2 separate regions of the Homo sapiens genome follow, and region 1 is linked to region 2. Evidence: chromatin loops called from intact Hi-C (ENCODE). Cell type or tissue: heart right ventricle. All regions are shown on one strand. Each heading gives the region's core, and the rest is flanking DNA. Links, peaks and the distances in the headings are about the cores only.

Evidence for each region. A loop is a pair of places that touch in the nucleus more often than their neighbours do. Peaks named below come from ENCODE experiments on the same cell type or tissue, not always from the same donor. Only the 100,000 strongest peaks of a DNase experiment are listed, where the experiment ranks them.
Region 1: it touches region 2 in a loop (5-fold over the local background); 2 of 110 quality-filtered maps call a loop at or near these places.

The regions. Positions count from the first base shown.
Region 1 is chr21:17,886,138-17,889,048 of GRCh38, reverse strand. The region is part of intron 2 of LOC124900465 (a long non-coding RNA gene); the gene reads right to left. Among named protein-coding and RNA genes, the nearest start is that of LINC03147, 2.0 kb to the right of the region's middle. In heart right ventricle, for the core only: no CTCF peak of the experiment used is centred there; no DNase peak of the experiment used is centred there.
Region 2 is chr21:17,687,341-17,690,251 of GRCh38, reverse strand. No RefSeq gene overlaps it. Among named protein-coding and RNA genes, the nearest start is that of BTG3, 76 kb to the right of the region's middle. RefSeq lists an enhancer at 968-1,870. In heart right ventricle, for the core only: a CTCF peak has its summit at 1,218 (motif pointing left); DNase peaks (open chromatin) are centred at 951 and 1,221; H3K27ac peaks cover 441 bases.

The DNA.
Region 1 (2,911 bases), core at 173-2,672, 200 kb before region 2:
TTCCTATTAACCTCAGATTGGGAGTATTCAGAGAACTACTGACTAAAAATTGTATAATGAATATGTTTAATTTGTCTACAAGTGATTAAGTCCAAAGAATTACAGAAAAAATAATAAATAAATAATATTTTGTTTACTACCAAAAGATACAAAAGATAAAATGCCTAAAATAACCTAAAAATGAAAAAAAAACTCAAATACAGAGATGGGAGAGAAAAAATAACAGATGCCTCAGCATTTTTAAATCTGAATCTTGATAGCATTTTATGCCTCCATGTGAAAAGAATGCTTTGGCTGAGAGAAAATGGCTTTTGATGCCACATATTCTCTAAACACCTGCTGTTCGTAAGTGTTTCAGCAAATAATTCAACCTGCTGGGAATCCTTAGGTTATAATTTTTATATTCATAGCTTCTGAAAAATTTTTAGAGATTTTCATCAGAAGAGGAAAAGCAAATAATGCCAAGCTGAATAGTCTCTGAGAGTAATGAGTATTATTCACTGCTTTAGTTTCTGCGCATTACCCATCAGATTCTATTCTTTCACAGATAGCGTTTTAATGGAAGAGGTACAAAGAAGAATGTCACGTTCATTTACTTCCCCCAAGGATTAGGCAATGGTGTGTAAGCAATCCCATTGGCCAACCTTGATAGCAGTTTTTACTGTGAACTAATAATAGAAATTATTATGCAAAAGTCTGACAATATCTCCCTAATATTTCTTGAAGGCATCAATCCCAAACAGTCTCAAGGTTATCAAAGTGCCTACAGCTGAAAGCACATTATCTTTCTTTAATTTTTGCTTTTACAGTAATTCTAGATCAACACTCTGAGCTGATCAGACCACCGTTTTCTAGAGGCTTCATAGCCCAACAGAGGCTAACTGAATGCCCTCTTTCCACAAATAAGAATGGCAAAATCTACTCCATTTTTGCTGATTCCCCTAAACTGTCTTAGGACCATAATTTTCTTGCTGGTCACTCCTTTGCAGGGATCAGATGAATTGAAGCTGCCCTGTCTCTTAAAATTTTCCTGTCATCCAGAGCAGCCTTTCTCAACCAGGGTTCTGAGAGAGAATCAAACTCAATGCCATGAGGCAACTACTATAGGTATAATGAATTGACTGTGTCCCTGTGCATCTAAAATGATACCAGCTAAAGACCACCTATGGAAAATGGTCACACAATGATTTCATCTTCTCTAGGGTTTAATCCTTTTAATAAAGCCAAATTGAGAAACATTGATAAGAGTAAGGGGGTAAAACAGTATAATATATTTAAGATACACATCCTGGCCCAGTGACTTTCTTAAATGGCTTTCCTTCTGCATTTAACCAAAAATACCATGGTAATATCCATCACTTAATCAAAAATTACCAGATATGGTGAGAGACACCACAGAGGGCCAAAAATCAAGCGAAAAAAAACACAGATAAAATACATAAGATGAAAATGAAAGCAAGTATATTTAAATACAGTTTTATATATACTTTTTTTAAGAGACAAGGTCTTGTTCTGTGGCACAGTAGCATAATCATTGCTCTCCACAGCCTCTAACTCTTGGGTTCAAGTGATCCTCCTGCCTCAGCCTCCCGAGTAGCTAAGACTACAGGCACATGCCACCACGCCCAGCTAGGTTTTAAATTTTTTGTAAAGACTGTGTCTCACTATGTTACCCAGGCTAGTCTCAAACTCCTGGTCTCAAGCAATCCTCCTCCCTCAGCCTCCCAAAATGCTGGGATTACAGGTGTAAGCCATTGTGGCCAGCCCTAAATATATCTTTTAAACTTCAAATAAGCTAATTATGTACTTGTTTTTAGTATATTAAATAACAAGATTCAGTGGCAAGTCTAATAATAACTAGTTCAATGTCAAACTAGAAATGAGTGTAATTAATATTTTGAGATATCTGTAAAGCAATATAAAAATATCTATAATTCTATAAGTGACAAAGTAAGAGATACTGGAAATACTCTTCAAATTAAGACTATATTCACAATTAAAAGAGATCTTAAATTTTAATTAGAGGTCAGTGAATAATAGACCCGGAAAGTTGATTGGGTAGACCTGTCATCCCCTAGGACCTCAGGGCCCTTCCTTCAGTGAATCCTCTCCCTCTGGCCAACTGACAAACTATAAAAAAGTTTATGGAGGACTGCAAAAGAAGTGTTAGAAGGCAGCCTTGGAAGTAGGGTGTGTCATTTCCACACATATTCCCTGGCCAGAACTTAGACATAGAGTCCCACCTATCTGCAAGGAAGCTCTAAACTGTTGTTTAGCTCTGAAGAAAAGAGGAAAAAGAAATATCTTATCTTTTCTGCAGGTACTGAGCACAGACAGCATGATTAGGGGCAACTGGGTCAATACAGCATAATCACATAGGGCCAAATATAGCAGAACCACAAAGTCTGTGGAGAGGCAGAAAAGGAGTAGGTTTGACAAATGAGAAAAACCCAAGTCAACATTAAGGTGCTGGTGATAAAAAATATCAACCTTCCTCTTGCCAGCTGTGTGAATTTACACATGAAAGTAGGAATGCAAAAAAAGAAGGATATATCTAATATTCAGCTTTTGACTACCAAAAAAACCCAAAGAAACTCTTGAGTCCACAGTGAAGCATTAGTCTTGCAAGCCAGCCTATTGTGATAAAGAAAGGTGGTCTCTAAACTATAAAAGCTTCATTCTCATGTCAGGAGCCAAACCTAGATGACTTGACTTGAATCATAGAGTTTTACTAAAAGCTCTAGGATAGAGTAAGGATTCAATGTAAATGACATTCATCTAATTCAGTAAAAAAGAAAGAAATATCTGGAAGGAATTTCACTAGGATGAGAATATAGCCTGGGTCTTTGAGAAGGAACTTGGTTTCCCAAACTCAAGTTCCAATAAAGAAAAACAAAAATGACAGAGATAG
Region 2 (2,911 bases), core at 189-2,688:
ATGCCCCTGACATGAGGACTTGACATCTCCCTGCTTGGTCTTCTCCCCACCTGGTGCTTAAGAGAAGAGATGGTAGGCATATTAACCCATCCATCACTCACACTATTCTGTACCTGCTCAAGTGACCTAAACCCAGAGCTCTGACTCTGCCTCCAGCTAAGAGGATCAGGCAAGACAGAGACCCAGGAGCTCAGTTCCAGAGCCTCAAATTCATCCTTATGTCTTTGTGATTATAACCCATGAATTGGGGATTTAAAATACGTTGGACCAGAATTTTAAAAAGTCAAATACATTGACTGCAAAAACAAACCAGCAACACCGAGAGGAACTACAGATCCTCTGAAGGAAGCAGACTGCTCCTGCAGGACCTGGGAGACACCCCAAATACTGTGAGTGTCCCAACCATAGAAGTGGGAAAGGAAGATCCACCTCTCCTGGACACACACACCCACTGGAGAAACCGAAGTTCTGTTTGAGGGAGAAGTTTTCGACTTTACCTGGTGCCGAGTCCAGTTAGAGAGCCGAGTGAAATATGGGGTAGAGGAAGCAGCAGAAAGGCCCTGGGAGCTCGCTGGGTCCCTAAGCAGCCAGTTCCTGCCTGGGACCACACATCAGGAGGGTGGCCAGAGGAGCAGGGGGTGAAACTACAGGGAGAAGGAATTCTCTAGCTGAACTTTGTAACAATTTGAACAGGGCAAGAAGCCTCTGGGCAAGAACTCGGGAGGGCACGAATCAGGCATGCAGACTTCACAGGCAGGAGAAGAACTAAAGCGTTATTCTCTCCCAGCTGGGAGGTGGATAGCCTCAGGCAAATTTTCAAGCCCATCTCACCCTCCTCCTGGAAACAGATTCTGGGCTGTTGGCCAGGGCATGGTGGGAGTGAGACCAGCCCTTCAGTTTGCATGGGAGCTGGGTGAGGTCTGTGACTGCCGGCTTTCCCCCACTTCCCTGACAACCTGCATGACTCAGCAGAGGCAGCCATAATCCTGCTAGGTACACAAGTCCAGTGACCTGGGAACCTCAACCCTATCCCCCACAGCAGCAGCAGCAAGACCCGCCCATGGAGAGTCTGAGCTCAGACACACCCAGCCCTGCCCCCACCTGGTGGTCCTAGCCTATCCACCCCGGTAGTGCAAGACAAAGGGCATATAATCTTGGGAGTTCTAGGGCCACACCCACTGCCAGTCCCTCTCCACACTACTGCAGCTGATGCTTTCTGGAAAGCGCCACCTCCTGGCAGGAGGCCAAACAGCACAAAAATAGAGCATTAAACCACCAAAGCTAAGGAACCTCACAGAGCCCATTGCACCTTCTGCCAGTTCCACCCGAAAAGGTGCTGGTAACCACAGCTGAGAGACCCATAGATGGTTCACATCACAGGACTCTGTGCAGACAAACCCCAGTACCAGCCCAGAGCTGGGAAACTCGCTGGGTGGCTAGACCCAGAAGAGAGACAACAATCACTGCAGTTCAGCTCACAGGAAGCCACATCTATAGGAAAAGGGAGACAGTACTACATCAAGAGAACACCCCATGGGACAAAAGAACCTGAACAACAGCCTTCAGCCCTAGACCTTCCCTCTGACAGAGCCTACCCAAATGAGAAAGAACCAGAAAACCAATCCTGGTAATATGACAAAACCAGGCTCTTCAATACCCCCAAAAAATCACACTTGTTCACCAGCAATGGATCCAAACCAAGAAGAAATCCCTGATTTACCTGAAAAAAGAATTCAGGAGGTTAGTTAATAAGCTAATCAGGGAGGGACCAGAGAAAGGTGAAGCCCAATGCAAAGAAATCCAAAAAACTGATACAAGAAGTGAAGGGAGAAATATTCATGGATATAGATCACTTAAAGAAAAAACAATAAAAATTCAGGAAACTTTGGACACACTTTTAGAAATCTGAAATGCTCTGGAAAGTCACAGCAATAGAATTGAACAAGTAGAAGGAAGAAATTCAGAGCTCAAAGACAAGGTCTTTGAATTAACCCAATCTGACAAAGAGAAAAGAATAAGAAAATATAAACAAAGCCTCCAAGAAGTCTGGGATTATGTTAAACAACCAAACCTAAGAAAAATTGGTGTACCTGAGGAAGAAGAGAATTCTAAAAGCCTGGAAAACATGTTTGAGGGAATAATTAAGGAAAAATTCCCTGGCCTTGTGAGAGATCTAGAGAGCCAAGTACAAGAAGCACAAAGGACACCTGGGAAATTCATTGCAAAAAGATCTTTGCCTAGCCACATTGTCATCAGGTTATCCAAAGTTAAGACAAAGGAAAGAATCTTAAAAGCCACAAGACAGAAGCACCAAGTAACCTACAAAGGAACACCTATCAGATTAACAGCAGATTTCTCAGCAGAAACCCTACAAGCTAGAAGGGATTGGGGACGTACCTTCAGCCTCCTCAAACAAAACAATTATGAGCCAAGAATTTTGTATGCAGTGAAACTAAGCATCATACATGAAGAAAAAATAGTCTTTTTCAGACAAACAAATGTTGAGAGAATTTGCCACTTCCAAGCCACCACTACAAGAACTGCTTAAAGGAGCTCTAAATCTTGAAACAAATCAAAATAGAACCTCTTTAAAACATAAATCACATAGAACCTATAAAACAAAAATACAAGTTAAAAAGCAAAAACAAAAAAGAAACCACCAAAGTACACAGGCAACAAGGAACATGATGAAAGCAATGGTACCTCACGTTTCAATACTAACGTTGAATGTAAATGGCCTAAGTGCTCCACTTAAAAGATAGAGAACCACAGAATGGATAAGAACTCACCAACCAACTATATGCTGCCTTGAAGAGACTCAACTAACACATAAGCACTCACGTAAGTTTAAAGTAAAGGGGTATAAAAAGGCATTTCGTGCAAATGAACACCAAAAGCAAGCAGGAGTAGC